Regions from separate parts of the Homo sapiens genome. Here region 1 is linked to region 2. A link is an interaction called in ENCODE POLR2A ChIA-PET data of the cell type or tissue named here. Cell type or tissue: Panc1. All regions are shown on one strand. Each heading gives the region's core, and the rest is flanking DNA. Links, peaks and the distances in the headings are about the cores only. Region 1 overlaps SPATS2L (spermatogenesis associated serine rich 2 like). Region 2 overlaps C2orf69 (chromosome 2 open reading frame 69).

Region 1 (8,928 bases), core at 3,755-6,254, 430 kb after region 2:
ATATCTCTTTTCCAGTCTGTTTGGCTACCTTTCTGGCTTGGGTAGTTTCCCATTTCAGTGTACATCTCAGTTTACGTGCTTGAAGAAAGAGCCAGAGACTGATGGGTGTTTGTGTCTTGCCTTTTGCTTTTTGTAAATGCCTGACAGTGTAGCAATGCCTCATGGTTTACAACCAAAAAAGGTAGTGCTGTATTTGTATTCTGAGTTTCTTTTCTTGTGTGAACAAAACTGACAATTTAAGGGTGATAGAAAAGGGCATATACTTAAAGACCATAAAATGAGTTTTTGCAGCTCTATATAAAATACAAAATATTTTGGTTTTGAGGCTATATAACCAGCAGTTTTTATATATATATATATATATATATATATATATATATATATATATATATATATATATATATGGTAAACAAGCTCGATTTTCTCTCTCTCTTTTAAACATTATCCCAAATAACAGGCTTAACTAGTTTTCACCTCCACTGTATTGATCATTTGCTCTGTTACGCAGACACAGCTTAGGATCTCTTGTGAATCTGCTAACCTGCTGCTTTTTTTTTCCTTTTTTAACCCTTAGCTCTAGAATAGCTGGATTTAATGGCAGGGGGCCTTAGCCTCTGTTCCTGAAGGCTCTTTTCCTCCTGCTCCCTTGGAGAGGGAAGCATTATTAATTTTTCCCCTTCCCTTTTGATTATAGGAAAAATCAGGTAGACAGTAACTCAGTGCCAGCACACCTGAATTCAGGGTTCAGCTCTGCAGACAATTGCTTTCTTGTTCCTTAGCCTCATGGGCTGGTGAACAGCGAAGGTGAAGGGGTAATGAATTCCTCTAGGTGCTGATAAGAGCTACATTCCAAGAGGATTAACAGCACAAAAACCTGCATGTATGAGGGAAAAAAATGAGAAAGCAGGGGAGGGGAACACCCACATTGACACACATGCACAGCCACACAGTGAACTTTCTAGTGTTCTCAAAGCCACATTCCAATTTTAGCTGCCCAAAGTCTGAACTACTCTGACAACAGCATCTACATGTTGTACATGGCATGTACTTTCTTTAAAAGGTTTGGGAACATTCTTGCTGTGGTTCTGAGAAAGGATACTCTGGTAGCAGAATGACATCTGGCCTCTATCAAGGACTTCCTTGATCAAAACACAGAAAAATTTTCAAAAATACCTTGATTTTAGACTTTTCAACCTAGAGGAGCAAAGAAGAGGAGATGAAAAAGTCCATGTAATCTGTTAACCACATCTGAGAACAGTTCTGGAAATGGAAATTTGGCTCCATTTAAACTTTCCTAAAACAGCTTGATCGCTGCGTTGAAATTTGGGATCTTGATTGTGCAATCCAAGTGGAGGTCCCTTGTATGTGTTTTGACGGATATATTTGGTGAAACTTAAAGGCAGTATCATTCCTGTCTGCTAATCAAGGGCCAGAACCAACCCACACACATCTGCCTAACTATTCCTCACTGCCTGTTATGAAAATAAACCTCTCATTTTTCAAAAGAAGTCACTACCCCTGAAGCAGAAAACAAGAAGAGCAAATGGATGTGGTCCCTGGATATTTCCACCCTCTTCCAACCCTTTACCATTCCCTACCTCCAATAGCTATGATACCCAAAATTTTCAAACTTTGAATCTAACCACCCTTTGTTTTGCCACATCCCCTATTTCACAAAGAAATCTGACTTAGTTTAGCTTATCCCTAAAAAAAAAAAATTCTGAAGGTATTTGCCACTCAGACCCATTGTCCTTGAGAAATGAACACATAATCAACTCTTACTGAAGCAATGACTTCTACAAGTACTGTGCCGTGGTCTAAAACAGAAATATGCACCACTATTGTAGGAAACTACAGCTTTTACATTTTCTTGGCAGAACTCTGGTCCTCTCTTTATAGTGAGAAGAGAACATTCCATAAATAGCAAAGTGGGCCTTCAGTTAAGTTGTCCAATCCATATTTTGCATGGTGGTGTCCATTGGAAATATACCTTCTTGATGTCAGTGAGGGCTTAATGAAGTTAAACATTTCCCAAGTAAGTTTGTTTTTGAGAGGAATCACTTCAGGAAGGCATGTTGGAGCAAACTTAAGCTTAACTAACCATGAATAATTATTTGCCTCGGTCTGTAATTTTAACAATGTGAATCATTAGCTCAGACCCTGTCATTTATCCCAAAGAGGGAAAGATGCATAGCCAAGACCATGGAATTTAGTGAAGGCTCTCTGCTCTGAATAGAAAGGGGTGTTGATGTTCCTCGCTCTCATACAATGAGATGACTTTAACTTTACCCTGTGATCCTAGAAGTGGAGCCATAGGTCTTGGACAGTGTAGCCAGCCCTAGTAAAGAATCAAGTTCAGGTCGGGCGCGATGGCTCACACCTGTAATCCCAGCACTTTGGAAGACCGAGGTGGGAGGACTGCTTGAGGCCGAGAGTTTGAGACCAATCTGGTAACATGGTGAAATCCCGTCTCTACTAAAAATACAAAAATTAGCTGAGCATGCTGGCTGGCACCTGTAATCCCAGCTACTCAGGAGGCTGAGGCAGGAGAATCGCTTGAACCCAGGAGGTGGAGGTTGCAGTGAGCTGAGATTGTGCCATTGCACTTCAGCCTGGGCGACAGAGCAAGACTCCGTCTCAAAAAAAAAGAGAATGGAGTTCAGCCTTTTCTTCCCACTTACCCACTTCATTCTCGTGCCTTTCAAGCCCTCACCATTGCGAGAGGCTAGCTGTTGCCAAGGATTCTTATTCCTCTCCTTTCTTCCCATTTGGAGGGATAGTTTGTAGAAAATACAAATAGCTTTTAACTGTCTGTAGATGTATTTTAAAAGCGCTTTTTGGGATACATCAGAAAATATTTTTCGATTTAAGAGAAAATGGCCATGAGTTTGTTAGTTATTTGCTGTGCCTGAACAAACCAGATTTTAACAACAAAGGCAGTACCTTTGACATCTTGCCAGGGTTGTGTTTCGTAGCTATACATGACATTTAGGAAATGTCAACCGTGAATGACTTTTTTTTTTAATTGTAGTAAAGTATGGTTGGATATACGTACAATCCCTGACTTACAAGAACTTGACAAACAGGTTTCCCGTAGACATAAAAGGCCGCCCTTCCTCTATCTCTCCCTTTTCAGACATCTCTTTTGTTTCCCCTCTTTGCCCTTCACCCGCCTGCTGTCTGTCCCCCTCAATGCCAGAGCCACTGTGGCACTGCTGTGGAGACCGCCTGTGGAAAAACTTGGCCCTTCTGGAAAAATCGTGGTTTCTGGAATGGAAGGAGAAGCTGTGCAAAAGACACAGTTAGGGGGTCTCACCCCAGACATAGCCTCTGGGCTGGACCTGGTGGGCTCCTCAGTATTTTCTCTAATGTGGTGTGATTCTTTCTACCTTCATTTACTTTGATTCATTTGGATTTACAAGTATCCTTTTTAAAAATCTGGATGTCTGTGAGACAGATAAGGAGGACAAGCCCCATTCATTGTCATGTTGCTGTGAATTGGGTCAAGCTATAGCAACCACACACACAAACACACAAATCTCATATGCATTTAGTGATTTCTGTTTCACTCTTTACAAAAGGTTTCCACACACGATTGTTCTTCACAGCTGCTTTACAGATGGTGAGACTGGGAGTCAGAGAACTTGATACATTTGAGTTGCGGAAAGCAGGACTAGAAGTTCTGAATTGAGTTCTCCTTCCATTCCGTATTCCACTGTGTATACAAATATGTTTATGCAGACACATACATCTATGTCTTTTTAAACAGTGAAGCAAACACATTTGCAGGTAATTAGAAGACAGAATATAATTCAGACAATTTCAGACTGTCTCTGACTTCAGTATTATGCTATTTTATAAGATCCTTACACCTGGAAGGTGAAAATTAGATGACTGAGTCTTATTTCATAAGGAAATAAAGAAGGTTGTTTCCTTATTTCCAAGTCTTTAGAGATTAAGATTATCGTGTGTACCTGTAAAACACACTTAAAACCTGAATGTTAAGATTTTACAACTTGACTGAGAAATATCTATGTAATGGTTGACTAAATAATTAACGGAATTCATGAATTATATTCCTGTTTACAAGTCAAAGCCCAACACTAATAGTACATTTACACCTGTGGTTTTGAATTTCTTATTTGAATTACAAGTCAGTCCACGGTAAATGGGTATTATGTGTATCTATCTATAAAGTGTATTGGAATTTCAGACCAGAAAGTCAGGCTCATTATTCATATGAAAACCTTTCTGATCAAGGCCTAAATAACACAGTTCTGAAACTGAAAATGATAAACATGCATAAAAGCACATTATACAGGTCTGTTTATAGTAATAATAATGATGGCACTAAACAGATTTGTCTCACTGGCAATGAACATACAATGGGGACATCATAAGAGATGAACTAGTGCCATTTTCTGAGACAGAAAATTCTCACATTTTACATAAAGCCAGAAGTAAAAAAATGGTTCCAAGAAAAAAACATGTGTTAAGAATTATAAGTGTTTAGCTTAGAAGGAGGGAAAAAAATGGGTTATCACAAACATTGCTTTTTTTTCTCCCAAAATATAGAAACATTTTCCATTCTCTGACTACATGATGTCATGCTCTGGATCAAAGACATAGTGGAGGAAATGGAATTATGCAAATGAGCAATATAACTTATCAACTAGATTCAATAGGAAATAAAAATCTGAGGATGGCTTGGTAAATGACTAATAACGCTTTAGGGATCATGGATGTCAGCCTATTTTGTATAACAGAATACTCTAGATTGTGTAGTTTGTGAACAGAAGTTTATTTGGCTCATGGTTCTGGAGGCTAGGAAGTATGGCATTGGTGTCTGGTGAAGGGAGGGCCTTTGTGCTGCCTTCATCTCATGGCTGGCAAGAGAGCAAGAGGGGGCTCACCTTGCTTTTACAACAAAGCCACTCTCCAGATAACTAACCCACTCCTGCAATAAGGACATTAATCATTTATGAGGGCAGAGCCATCATGACCTAATCACTCCCCCCAGCACTGCTGCATTGGGGATTAAGTTTCCAACACATGAACTTTAAGGGATACATTCAAACCATAGCAATGGAATTGTTACTTTCAAGGATCTAGATAAACTGTGTTTATTAAAATTGTGTGAAGTTGTTACTGAATATTTTCTTGAGAACTATAATGTCATCATCCAACATTCTTCACAGATGTTGAATTCTGTTCATTCCACCTCTGTTTGGGGCCAGATTTTTTTGGACATGTGTTTTCCCTTCTAAACTGCTTCTGTAGGATCGGTTACTACATTCCTGAAAGTCCTTTCATTGTCAGTGTCTGTAGAATTATGCTTTAGGCTCTGCTGGAGCCCTTAGCATTGCTGGCTAAGTGAGGCCACTGAGAAATAATGCCAAGCCCATAGTGTCATTAAAAGCCTTCCTCCCTTACATTGGCAGAAGTTTGGAGGCTCTAACTTTCAGCTCAGCCTGTCACTTTCTTTGGAGACAGGTAGGTGGTTACAAAGACCATTGATTTCTGCCTTTTGAAAAATGTAGAGAGGGGGAAAAGTAACTATACAACTTATCTGATTTTTTAAAAATCAGATGCCTCTTTTCTTAGATTATGGTTTTGAAAAGCCAACCCAGACCAAATTACTTTTTCCATACTCCAGCACAACTTGGCTAAATTTTAAAGCACAGGTTGTTTTTTATGTAACAAGAATAGGGAAACTTTACTCCCATTTCACATGAAATGACAAGTACATTGACTTGGTTTAGATCAATCTGCATTCAAGTAGACTATCATAATGTTTCTCATGAAGTAGCACTGGGTTTTAAAGTCTTCGTAGTTAATTTTTGAGCATCAGTATATGTACGCGAGCAATACATGTCTCAAAGTGCATTGGAGACGTGATCTTTGAGAGATATCAAAGATGTCATCAAATCATCAGTTTGAATTTATAACTGAAGGCACCCAAGCACACATAGCCTGGGAGAGACTTGCTTAACCACTGAGACAAGGAAACTGGCCTGATGTTAAGCAGCTACTGTTCTGTCACTTGCCAAACATTCCTGTTACAGAGTCATGTTCTGAAATTTTCGTGAACCAACTAGACGAACAAACTGTGTGGTCTGGATAAAATAATATCTGCCTAAAAGGAAAGAAGTGAAGTTAGCCAGAAAGCCAGATGGCAGATTATTTTCTGCATAACTCTATTTGGAAAGTGAGCTTTATGTAATTTTTGGTCATTTCTTACCATCTTAGGAGACCATTTTCAGAATAAGCCATTGAGGGATCTAGCACACAGGTTTCAAAAGATGAACTGTACAAATGCAGGCACATCATATAACCTGTTCACAGAATTAGCACTAGTTGATGAAAATGCTTGGACTTCTTTTTCTTCCAGCATTTTCATGACCTACACCGCTATTCCATGTCTTTTAGTATTCATTTGGCTAAATTATCTTAGAGCTAAATTCTATGGCTAGAAATACAGTGGAGTTCACATACAGGAAAAACCTGGCTGCAAAGGTACGTGAATTTAATATTGGTCTTCATCTTGTGGTTGACCAGATTGCTCTGCTCACTCACATGCAGAAAATCAGGAGTTATTCACTACATACACACAAAGGTGATATTTCCTTTTTTTTTTTTAAGGCAGAGTGCCATTTCTAAATTGCATCTTCAAGCAAATGTAGTAATATCTTGGGCTCTTGAAAATTTGGTCCATCTTCCATGTTTAAGAGTTTTTTAGCTGGATGCAGTGGGCCATACCTGTAATCCCAGCACTTTGGGAGGTCAAGGCAGGAGGATCACTTGAGGCCAGGAGTTTGAGACCAGGCAACATAGTGAGATCCCATCTCTATCTAAAAACAAAATTTAAAATTAGCCAGGCGTGGCAGTGCACACCTGTGGTCCTAGCTACTCGAGAGGCTGAAGGGGAGGATCCCTTGAGCCCAGGAGTTCAAAGTTGCAGTGAGCCATGATTATACCACTGCACTCCAGCCTGGACAACATGACAGAGTGAGACCCTGACTCTTAAAAAAAAAAATACACACACACACAAATTTTCTTTGAGGTTAGAGGCTGAGCCCCAAGCTTTTAAATAGGAGTAAGGAAATATCAACTCACACTGTTGTTACTTACTCTAGCAAATCAGGATAAAAAACTTCAAGAAATCAATTAGGGTTGTTTAGTTTTTAAATGGTGGAATCATTTCTAGGAGTATTTGGTTTCTTCTCTTTCTTCCTCCATATTTTACTGAGGCTTGATCATATTCTTTCTAATTGATGTTCAGTTTCATACTTTCTTCATTATTACCACCTTTATCACTCTAATCAAACTCTGATAGTCTCACTACAGACTCTTCTGAGCTGCTCTAACCAAATCCAGTTTTTTTTCCATCCAGCTTGCACCCTAACCTCAGAATAATCTTCACAAAACATAGATATCATGATGATGTTTGTATCTTTAAAATGTTGAATGGTTCCATATTTCATTCTACAGCAAATCAAATCCAGATTTCTCTACCTTTATTTCATTGTTCAAGGTAACCTGCCACTTTGACTCTTCTCTGTCTTCCAATGACTAACATTATTTCCTGTTACTCTGCAATATATTGGCGCTCAAGTCAGTGTGATGAAAGCCAACTTCTATCCCATTTGTGTGATAAGCCTGTTCTTGGAATAAAGTATTCCCAGAGAAGTCTTATTTGGCATGCACCTCCCATTTTCCTTCTAGCTCTGTAAATCCTGGCCATTCAGCAACTGTTAGCTCAGTCCTCACCTCCTTCCAGTTCATTTCAACACATATACACTGAGCATCTTCTGCAAATGGAAAGTCATCTTACAGCATGTGGCAAGGAGTGCACGGCTGTGAACCAGGGCCCTTCCAGTCCAGCTGAGTCTGTCTGGACTACTCCAGACTTCTAAGTCCTTCTCTTCTGAACTTCTACAGTACTGAAATTCTAGACCAGTGGGCTCCAAAGTGGAGTGCTCAAAATAATCCTTTGGGGGTGTAAGAATATATTGGAGCTTATATTAACATCTTTTTCCATATCTTTTCAAATTTCTATTTTAGAATATTTCTATAAAGTATGTGATATATTAATACAGAAGCACATGTTTAACCTTTATAAATAAATAACATATATGGTCCATGTGCAAGCACTACAACTATGGGGTGAGTGATAAAAAATACATAGAGCCTCAAGTTCAGAACAATTTCACTGGGGTTTTAGAAGGTCAGCTAACTGGTCCACCCAAGTCCATTTATTCTCTTCTTCAAAAATTGTTTACTAGTTTCCTACAGTGTGCCAGGTAATGTTGAGAGAGAGGGCAGTCAGGCAAGAGGAGAGTAAAATGTCAGCTTTCTTTCTGATAAAAGCTCACTGGAAAATGTGTCTTTAGATCAGGGCCAGCATGGTTTGCCAATACTTCGCCCCTGCAGTAAGGAGACCCAGTTACAGGCAGAGTGGGACATTACATCCCCTTCTCTACCTCTGTCCTCCCCAACCAGGGGCAGGGCCTGCACCCAAAGCTTATTGCATGGCCAAGAGCAGGTGGAAAGTTACCCTCTTTGCCGGCAGGCAGAAGGATCCTATCGGAGTGGGGAGAGGAAGGGGGGTTACCCTGTTTATTCTTTCAAATGAACCTAGGAGATAAGCCGCTCCTCCTTGGGGGAGGGGAAGCAGGTGGCAGGTGGTCAGCAGTGTCCTCACAATATGGGATTTCCTCTAAATAAATAAGCTACTGTTATTTTGGCTTTCATCACCTCGTAATAAGCTCTTGTGTTGTTTCAAATGTATCTACCTGAAAAGGAGCACTCTTTCTTTTTTTACCAAAAAGACTAGCATGGCACATGACCCATTGAGGGGATGAGTAGAATTGTGTGCTTGAAGATGGATCTGTACTGAGGCCTGAGGCTTGATGCCATTGTACGACC
Region 2 (8,928 bases), core at 3,671-6,170:
ATAATGATTTTGAAGGGTGATCAAGATTTTTTTAAAGTAGGTGCTTTCCATTTTGAGTTATCTTTTTAAAGCCTTGGGTATATAATTATATGTATCCCCTTTATTTTACTGTATTTTAATTTATTTATTATCATTATATTTTCAGACGGAGTCTTGCTCTGTTGCCCAGGCTGAAGTGCAGTGGTACAATCTCGGCTCACTGCAACCTCCGTCTCCCGGGTTCAAGCAATTCTTGTGCCTCAGCCTCCTGAGTAGCTGGGATTACAGGTGTGTGCCACCACGCCTGGGTAATTTTTGTATTTTTAGTAGAGACGGGGTTTCACCATGTTGGTCAGGCTGCTCTCGAACTCCTGACCTCAAGTGATCTGCCTGCGTGGGCCTCCCAAAGTGCTGGGATTACAGGTGTGAGCCACTGTGCCCGGCCCTTGTATTTTAAGTAAGAGTACAATTTTGTGAATTTTGACAAGTGTTGGAATTATGTAACCACCAAAATCATGTTGTAGAGTATCTCCATTATCCTAAAAAGTACCTCCGTGCTCCTTTATGGTCAGTTTTCTTTTCCCAACCACTAACCTGCTTTCTTTCACTATGGTTTTTGCTTTTTCTAGAATTTTGTTAATTTGTCATATAGTATGTAGTCTTTTGTGTGTGACTGTTTCACTATTTAATACTTTTGAAATTCATCCATATTGTTACCTGTATCTGTAGTTTTTTTCATTGTTCTTTTTTGTTGAGACAGGGTCTAGCTCTGTCAACTAGGCTGAAATGCAGTGGCGTGAACATGGCTCACTGCAGCCTCAACCTCCCAGGCTCAAGCGATCCTCCTACCTTAGCCTCTCAAGTAGCTGGGACTTACAGGCATGCACAATCACACCTGGCTAATTTTTAAAATTTTTCGTAGAAACGAGGGTCTCATTAGGTTGCCTAGGCTGGTCTCAAACCCCGGGGGTTAAGTGATCCTCCTGCCTTGGCCTCCCAAAGAGCTGGGATTGCAGGCGTGAGCCACTGTGCCCAGCCAGTAGTCTGTTCCTTTTATTTACAGAGTAGTATTCTATGTATGGATATATACTTTGTTTATCCATTCAGCAGTTCATAAACATTTGAGTTATTTCCAGTTTTAACTCTTTAAAAGTTTTGCTTTCCTAAAGGTTAGGATCTATAGACGATCATGCCCTAAGTGGTGTCTCCTGGTCATGTACCTTGGAGCTTCCTGTGCTTTATCAGGCAGCTCTCTTAGGCTGGACCCTGTTCTGGTCATTCTAGCCTGCTTACTTCAGATGTGCACTTTATGTTTATAATAAACAGAAATTTATTTAGCTCATGATTCTGGAGGTTAGGAGGGGCCTACATCTGGTGAGGGCCTTCTTGCCCTGTCATCTCATGGTGGAAGGCAGAAGGGCAAGAGAGCACTAGGGAGTGGAGGAGGGGAAGGAGAGGCCAAATTCATCCTTTTATCAAGAACCATTAATCCATTCATGAGGGCAGAGCCCTTGTGACCTAATCACCTCTTAAAGATCCCACCTCTAATCATAGTTGCTTTAGGGATTAAGTTTACAAAACATGAACTTTGGCGGACACATTCAAACCGTAGCAGAAGTTCACTCTGCTCTAAGGGCAGAACACTTAGTTTGAATCTATCATTTGTCTACCAACTCTTAGAGACACATGTCAAGATTTCCTAAAAATCCATTGTTCGTTACTTCAATAGCAGTTTGGAGTGGGTCTCTGAGTTTTTGCAGGTCAGCAAGCATCTAACTGGAGTAGTAGGCATTCTTTAAACTCTCAAGAGATTCTCTTGTGGCCTGCCTCACTGGGGATGAGAAGCATGGCCTTTCACCCCTTACCTCTTATGGGGATAGTAGTGCATTGCATTCCCAACTAGGATGAAAACTCTCTTGAAAGAAATCTCTCTCTTTCCTTAGTCTTTAACCTTTTCTGTAGATTGGCCGTGGGTAACAGCCTCAGTTGCAGAACCAGTTTGGGCTACCTCTTAGTAACTCCTAGAGGGGTGTCTGGTGCCTCTTTTTAGAATATGAAAGTGTGTTTCCATTGTTCCCAGATCTGGGCTTTGACACACAGTAATGATTCCATCTTTACATTTTACTGCATACAGTTCCTTAGAATAAGCATTCTCCTTCCTCTAATCGTGGAACCTGGGGCTAATCAAGGAAAATATCATGTTTCTAGATTTAGAGCACCTTCTATGTGGTAGGACTAAACTGAGAGTCATAAAATCTAGGTTCATTTTGGCTCATTAACTAAATAAATATATAAATAACTGTAGTTTCCAGGACCTCAGGTTCCTTAACTATAAAAAGGATTTAGATGAGCCCTTCGAGATGTAAGTGCCTATGATTTCATGATAATTGGATATATCATTAATTATAAAATAATTGTGCAGAAAGCAATAGCAGAATCCATAAAAAGTCAAATGATGGGCCAGGCGCGGTGGCTCATGCCTGTAATCCCAGCACTTTGGGAGACCGAAGCGGGTGGATCACGAGGTCAGGAGATGGAGACCATCCTGGCTAACATGGTGAAACCCCATCTCTACTAAAAATACAAAAAATTAGCCGGGCATGGTGGCGCGCGCCTGTAGTCCCAGCTACTCGGGAGGCTGAGGCAGGAGAATGGCATGAACCCGGGAGGCAGAGGTTGCAGTGAGCCGAGATCTTGCCACTGCACTCCAGCCTGGGGGACAGAGCCTGAGACTCTCAAAAAAAAAAAAAAAAAAAAAGTCACTTGTTGGCCTTCTAGGAATTAGTTTTTTTTTTTTTTTTTTTTTTTGAGGTGGAGTCTTGCTCTGTTACCCAGGATGGAGTGCAGTGGCGCGGTCTTGGCTCACTGCAACCTCCACCTCCTGGGTTCAAGCGATTCTTCTGCCTCAGCCTCCTGAGTAGCTGTGACTACAGGCACGCGCCACCATGCCTGGCTAATTTTTGTATTTTTAGTAGAGACGGGGTTTCACCATGTTGGCCAGGATGGTCTCCCATCTCCTGACCTCGTGATCCGCCTGGCTCGGCCTCCCAAAGTGCTGGGATTACAGACGTGAGCTACTGTGCCCGGCCTGGGAATTAGTATTTTTAACATATATGGCAAACTACTAATATTAGTGAAATGTAACTTAGGAAGGAATTGAACATCATAGTGGGAAAATTATCACAGGACATGAACAGAAAATTAACAAAAGAAAAATGAAAACTGCCAGTTAACAATGTTTAACCTGATTGGGAATCAAAACATGCAAATTAAATCAAAAGTAAGATATCATTTTATCATAGTAGCGAGGATTTTAAAAAATTGATGCTAATAGCCGTCAGCATTAAGAATGGGTAAAGATGTGGGAAAATAAGCACTCTTTTATGTTTCCAGTGAAAGTGTAAATTGGTATTAACCTTAGATGTCTAACAATTATGATGCAAATCTGTATTGATATGGAACCATGCCTATAATATATTTTTAAGTGAAAACTATGTATAAGCTTATTGCTTGTTGGGGGAGAAGAATGCTTCCTTGTATACATACTTGTATATGTGTATGCTAGAGAAAACGACTGCTAGACATCAGAATTTTAATGATTATTTTTAATTGGTTATATGGATGATTTTTCTATCTTACCTGTACCTTTGTATATAGAATTTTTGTAGTATTTACTAGTTTTTATTTTTAAATAGAGAAAATGTGCATGTTGCTAAAAGTTCAGATTATTTACGGTTTTACATTGAAAAGTAATTCTTTCACCCCATTCCCTCCAGTTGCCCATTTCCCTTCCCCAAGGCTGCCACTGTTATTTTTATATATATATATATATATATATGCTTCCAGAGACATTCTATACTTATGTGTTTTTTTCCTTATTCTTTTTCTCTTTTTTTTGAGGCAAGGTCTAACTCTATTGTCAAGGCTGCAGTGCAGTGGCAAAATCTCAGCTCACAGCAACCTCCACCTCCTGGGCTCAAGCCATCTTCCCACTTCAGCCTCCCGAGTAGCTGGGACTACAGGGGCACACCACCACACCCTGCCAATTTTTGTTGTTGTTGTTTTTTGTAGAGACAGGATTTCACATGTTGCTCACGCTGGTCTCAAACTCAAGCGGTTTGCCTGCCTCTGCCGCCCAAAGTGCTGAGATTATAGGCGTGAACCGCCGCCCCCAGCCTCAGGCTTTTTTTAAAAATACAAATGGTTGCATAGTGTACTGGATTTTTTAGTCCTTATTTTACAACCCATAGGAGTACTCATAGAGCTGCCTCATTCTTTTGAAGCAGAAATAAATATCCTTATACATATTTATTTATGCATATATGTAAGTATATCAATGAGATAAATTTCTCGAAGAATTACTAAGTCAAAAGGAAGGTGTATTTAAAACTGATAGATACTGTATATCACCATTAGAAATAAGGAAAACTCACACCATTTATCTTATTTTTCTCTCACCTTCTATATCCAATCCATTTGCAAATCCTGTTGACTCTAACTCCAAAATAAATTCAGGACTTGACCACTTCTACTCTGATTCAACCCACCTTCTCTTATCAGGATTATATTTCAGTAGCCTTTTAACGGTCTCCTTGCATCAGCTATTGCCCCTTCATTATTAGGAGCCAGAGTAATATTTTCAAAGCATATATCAGCCCTTGGCTCCAGATCCTTTCAGAGCAAAAGCCGAAGTCTTTGTGGTGTCTTAAAAAGCCTGATCAGCACCTCTCCTTTTCCCCAAACCATCTCTCTGCCCCCCTTTGTGATCACATTTGCTACTGTTGACTCCTCTGGAGCCACACTGACCTCATTGCTGTGTCTGGGTTATGTCCGGCAAGCTCCCACCTCAGGGCGTTTTGCAGTTACAGTTCCTTCTGCCTGAAATACCCACGTGGTTCACTCTCTGAGTTCCTTCAGGTCCTTTCAAACTATCACTTTATTGGAGAAGCCTTTCCTGACCATTCTGTGTTAAGTAATAATTTTCCACCTTGTATTCCTTTTCTCCTGCTTTATTATGTTCCGTTGTACTTACCAACATCTAATATATATATTTTTTGAAATGTTTCCAAGCTATAAGTCTAATATGTTTTGAACTGTCCAGTATCGTAGCCACTAATCACTTGTGGCTATTGCCTACTTAAAATGTTGTTAGTCTACTTGAGGAACTAAATTTAATAGAGGAACTATATTTGTAACTGTATTTAATTTCGGTTAATTTAAATGTATATTAAATAACGGATACCCAGTTCAGTTAATGGAAAACTTTTAAGTATATTTGGAACAAGTTGGGTATGTGAGTTTACTTTTTCAGCTGTAAATTTTATGAGATTCAAATTCAGATCAAGTATTTCTGATGAAAATTTAGCATCCAAATTGAGATGTACTATAAGTACGAAATACACACTGGATTTCAAAGACTTAGGAAGGAAAAAAGAATGTTAAGAATCCTCCAGTAATTTTTAATATTGGTTACATGTTGAGATTGTGATATTTTGGATATATTTAGCTCAAAAAAGAAATGATTAAAATTAGTTTCACCTGTTAACTTTTTACTTTTTAAAATCTGGCACTTGAAAATTTTAAATGTGGCTCATGTTTTATTTCTGTTGGACAGTGCTGCTCTATTTATTTGTGGAGTTGTTTATTGTGTATCTCTGCAGTAGAATGTGAGCTCCATGTGAACAAGGGTTTAGTCTGTTTTGCTCCCTGCCCAACTGGTAGGTATCCAGTAAATTTTATAGAACAAATGAATAAATTTGAATGAATCACCTCCCTTTTAAAAAAAAGTCAGTATGAGTAAAATTAAAAGGAAGACAATTTATATGCACATCCTAGGACCTAAACAAAAAGTTGTGGTTAGTATATATAGAATGCTTATAAATAAGGTGTAAATACAAAAGGGCAAAGGAGGCTGGGTATGGTGACTCATGCCTATAATACCAATACTTTGGAAGAATGAGGTAGGAGGATGGTTTAGCCCAGGAGTTTGAGACCAGCCTGTGCAACAAAGTGAGACCTTCTCTCTACAAAGAATAAAAACGTTAGCCACAAGTGATGATATGCACCTGTGGTCCCAGCTACTCCGGAGGCTGAGGAGGGAGGATTGCTTGAGCCTGATAGGTCAAGGCTGCAGTGAGCCATAATCATGCCACTGCACTCCAGCCTGGATGACAGAGATCCTGTCTCACACAGAAAATGGGGAATGAGGGGCAAAGGATATGAATAGGCAAGAGTAGAAATCCAGACTTAAATTACAAATATTCTTTGACCCAGTTTTTCCATATCTAGGAATTTAAGGATATAATCACAGATGTGTACAAAGAGTTTTCTATAATGTTTATTGCAGCCTTGTGTATAATACTAAATCTGAAATTGAACATAGTGTTCAGGTTGCTAGAGAAATCCAAAGAGGGAGGGGTATAGAATGGCAACTTAGGGAAATATTTTAAGATTCTGTGTTGGTCAAAAAGTCTATCTAGTGAACCAAATTTATATTTTCAGTTGATGTGTTAGGAAAATTGATTATATGTATATACTAAATAAAATTTGTTAAACATACCTATAACCCTTCAAAATTAAATTTTTAAAAACTTTTTACTGTTTCATGTAGGTATAACTTACTTCCTTGTCTCTTGATAGATTTCAGGCTTAAACTGAAGAAGTAATTGGTTCAAAAATCTTATTACTAGAAAGTAATGACAAATTTATAGTTTTCATTTCTAGTGTACATTAACCATAGGTCATTGTAACATCCCTTCTCCACAATAAAAATGGAAACTTATTTTGTGGAAATCATTTTATGTAAATATGTATTTAATACTTATTTCATCTTTCTTACCTTTCAGAATTACCATGAAATTATGACTCGTCATCCTGAGAATTATCAATGGGAAAACTGGAGTCTAGAAAATGTTGCTACCATTTTAGCCCACCGGTTCCCCAATAGTTATATTTGGGTGATAAAATGTTCCCGAATGCATTTGCACAAATTCAGCTGCTATGACAATTTTGTGAAAAGTAACATGTTTGGTGCCCCAGAACACAATACTGACTTTGGAGCTTTTAAGCACCTTTATATGTTATTAGTTAATGCTTTTAATTTAAGTCAGAATAGTTTATCAAAGAAAAGTTTGAATGTTTGGAATAAGGACTCCATAGCATCTAACTGTAGATCCAGTCCTTCTCATACTACGAATGGTTGCCAGGGAGAAAAAGTGAGGACCTGTGAAAAATCTGATGAGTCTGCCATGAGTTTTTATCCACCATCACTAAATGACGCATCTTTTACTTTGATTGGATTCAGTAAAGGTTGTGTTGTTTTGAATCAGTTGCTTTTTGAATTGAAAGAAGCCAAGAAAGACAAGAACATAGATGCTTTTATCAAAAGCATAAGAACAATGTATTGGCTGGATGGTGGTCATTCTGGAGGAAGCAATACTTGGGTTACTTATCCAGAAGTCTTGAAAGAATTTGCACAAACAGGAATTATCGTTCACACTCATGTAACACCTTACCAAGTACGTGATCCAATGAGATCTTGGATTGGAAAGGAGCACAAGAAATTTGTTCAGATACTTGGGGATCTTGGTATGCAGGTGACTAGCCAAATTCATTTTACAAAGGAAGCTCCTTCCATAGAGAATCACTTCAGGGTTCATGAAGTATTTTGAGATTACAGGTATATTAATGAACTTGTTCAGTGGAAGAACATAAGCACTTTTGAGTGTTATAAATTCAGATAATGGGATGTAATTCATAGCTGCATTGTCAGTTTTGGGGTATGGGGGGAAGCACACATTCCTAAAATGTGAGTGTAATGTGCAATAGTATTTTTTGCTTGTGAATGTGAGCAGTTATTAATTTGGATTGAGTTAGAATTAGTTAATTTGAAATCTAACAAGGTGGTTTGTAATAATGCTGAGGAGATATAAGACCCTTAAAATGAAAGTTACAACATTGTTCTTATAAAAGGTAACTAAAATTGTTACTGTTGGAAATAACTGATTTTCTGAGTAATGTTTTAAACTAATTTGGTGACATTTTAACAGTAATTAGCTATTTTGAGTGGAAATATTTTCATTTCTCTTCAAACAAAAGCAAAGGTACGATGCTGTTTTCTATCATTTTGGAATAACTGCACCCTGCCTTTTGTGTTTTTGTAAACTCCTTGACTCATTCTTTCATGTGTCACCAAGTACTTTTCTCATGAGAGTCAACATATATTTGTTTCCAAATGTCCACAAGTGTACAATAGTGTAAAGGTGGTTTTTAAAAACATAGCCAGGTGTGGTGGCACGTGCCTTTAGTTCCAGCTACTCAGGAGGCTAAGGCAGGAGGATTGCTTGAGCCCAGGCTGTGTGGTTCACCATAATTGTGTTTGTGACTAGCTACTGCACTCCAACCTGGGCAACATAGTGGGACTTCATCTCTAAAACAAAACAAAACAAAATTACACTTAAGCACTATTGTTTAATTTTTAATTGTCAGTTTATCATTATTTTGGGTAAGACATTCTGGGGTTTCTTGAATCTTGTCCAAAAACCAGTTGTTTTGGAAAATTGCTTTAAATTGAGCATATTTATGTATATTGGATAAAAATGTACTACAGAGCAAATTTCAAATTTTTCATTATATCAGTCTTTTTGAAAGGATCAACTTGGATAAAATAAATATATAATGCTCTATTTGTTAGAGCTCTATTAAAAAGGAAACAGATTCCATAGATCTAAGTCAATGTTTCTCCAGAAGCATGATTTTGTCTGCCAAAAGAAAATAGCTCTCTTTGGCCAAAATGCAAAATTACATTGCTATAAGAAAAGTTACAAGGGAAAGTTTGAAGACACAAATGATTTAATTTTGGCTCAAAAACTGAATTTGCTTAACACTGCTACATAATTTGGGTGAAGTTTCCTTCTGCCCGTTTTTCTTGACCTAGATAAATACACTTTG

Evidence for each region. Peaks named below come from ENCODE experiments on the same cell type or tissue, not always from the same donor. Only the 100,000 strongest peaks of a DNase experiment are listed, where the experiment ranks them.
Region 1: POLR2A ChIA-PET joins it to region 2 with 5 read pairs; 1 of 35 experiments calls an interaction of 5 or more read pairs at or near these places.

What each region holds. Positions count from the first base shown.
Region 1 is chr2:200,351,969-200,360,896 of GRCh38, forward strand. The region is part of intron 2 of SPATS2L (spermatogenesis associated serine rich 2 like); the gene reads left to right. Among named protein-coding and RNA genes, the nearest start is that of SPATS2L, 50 kb to the left of the region's middle. In Panc1, for the core only: no CTCF peak of the experiment used is centred there; no DNase peak of the experiment used is centred there; H3K27ac peaks cover 2,462 bases.
Region 2 is chr2:199,918,238-199,927,165 of GRCh38, forward strand. It overlaps C2orf69 (chromosome 2 open reading frame 69), which reads left to right. Exons shown (of 2, transcript NM_153689.6): 2 at 6,825-8,928. The coding sequence ends at 7,649. Among named protein-coding and RNA genes, the nearest start is that of C2orf69, 11 kb to the left of the region's middle. RefSeq lists an enhancer at 3,567-4,068. In Panc1, for the core only: no CTCF peak of the experiment used is centred there; no DNase peak of the experiment used is centred there; H3K4me3 peaks cover 218 bases; H3K27ac peaks cover 1,546 bases.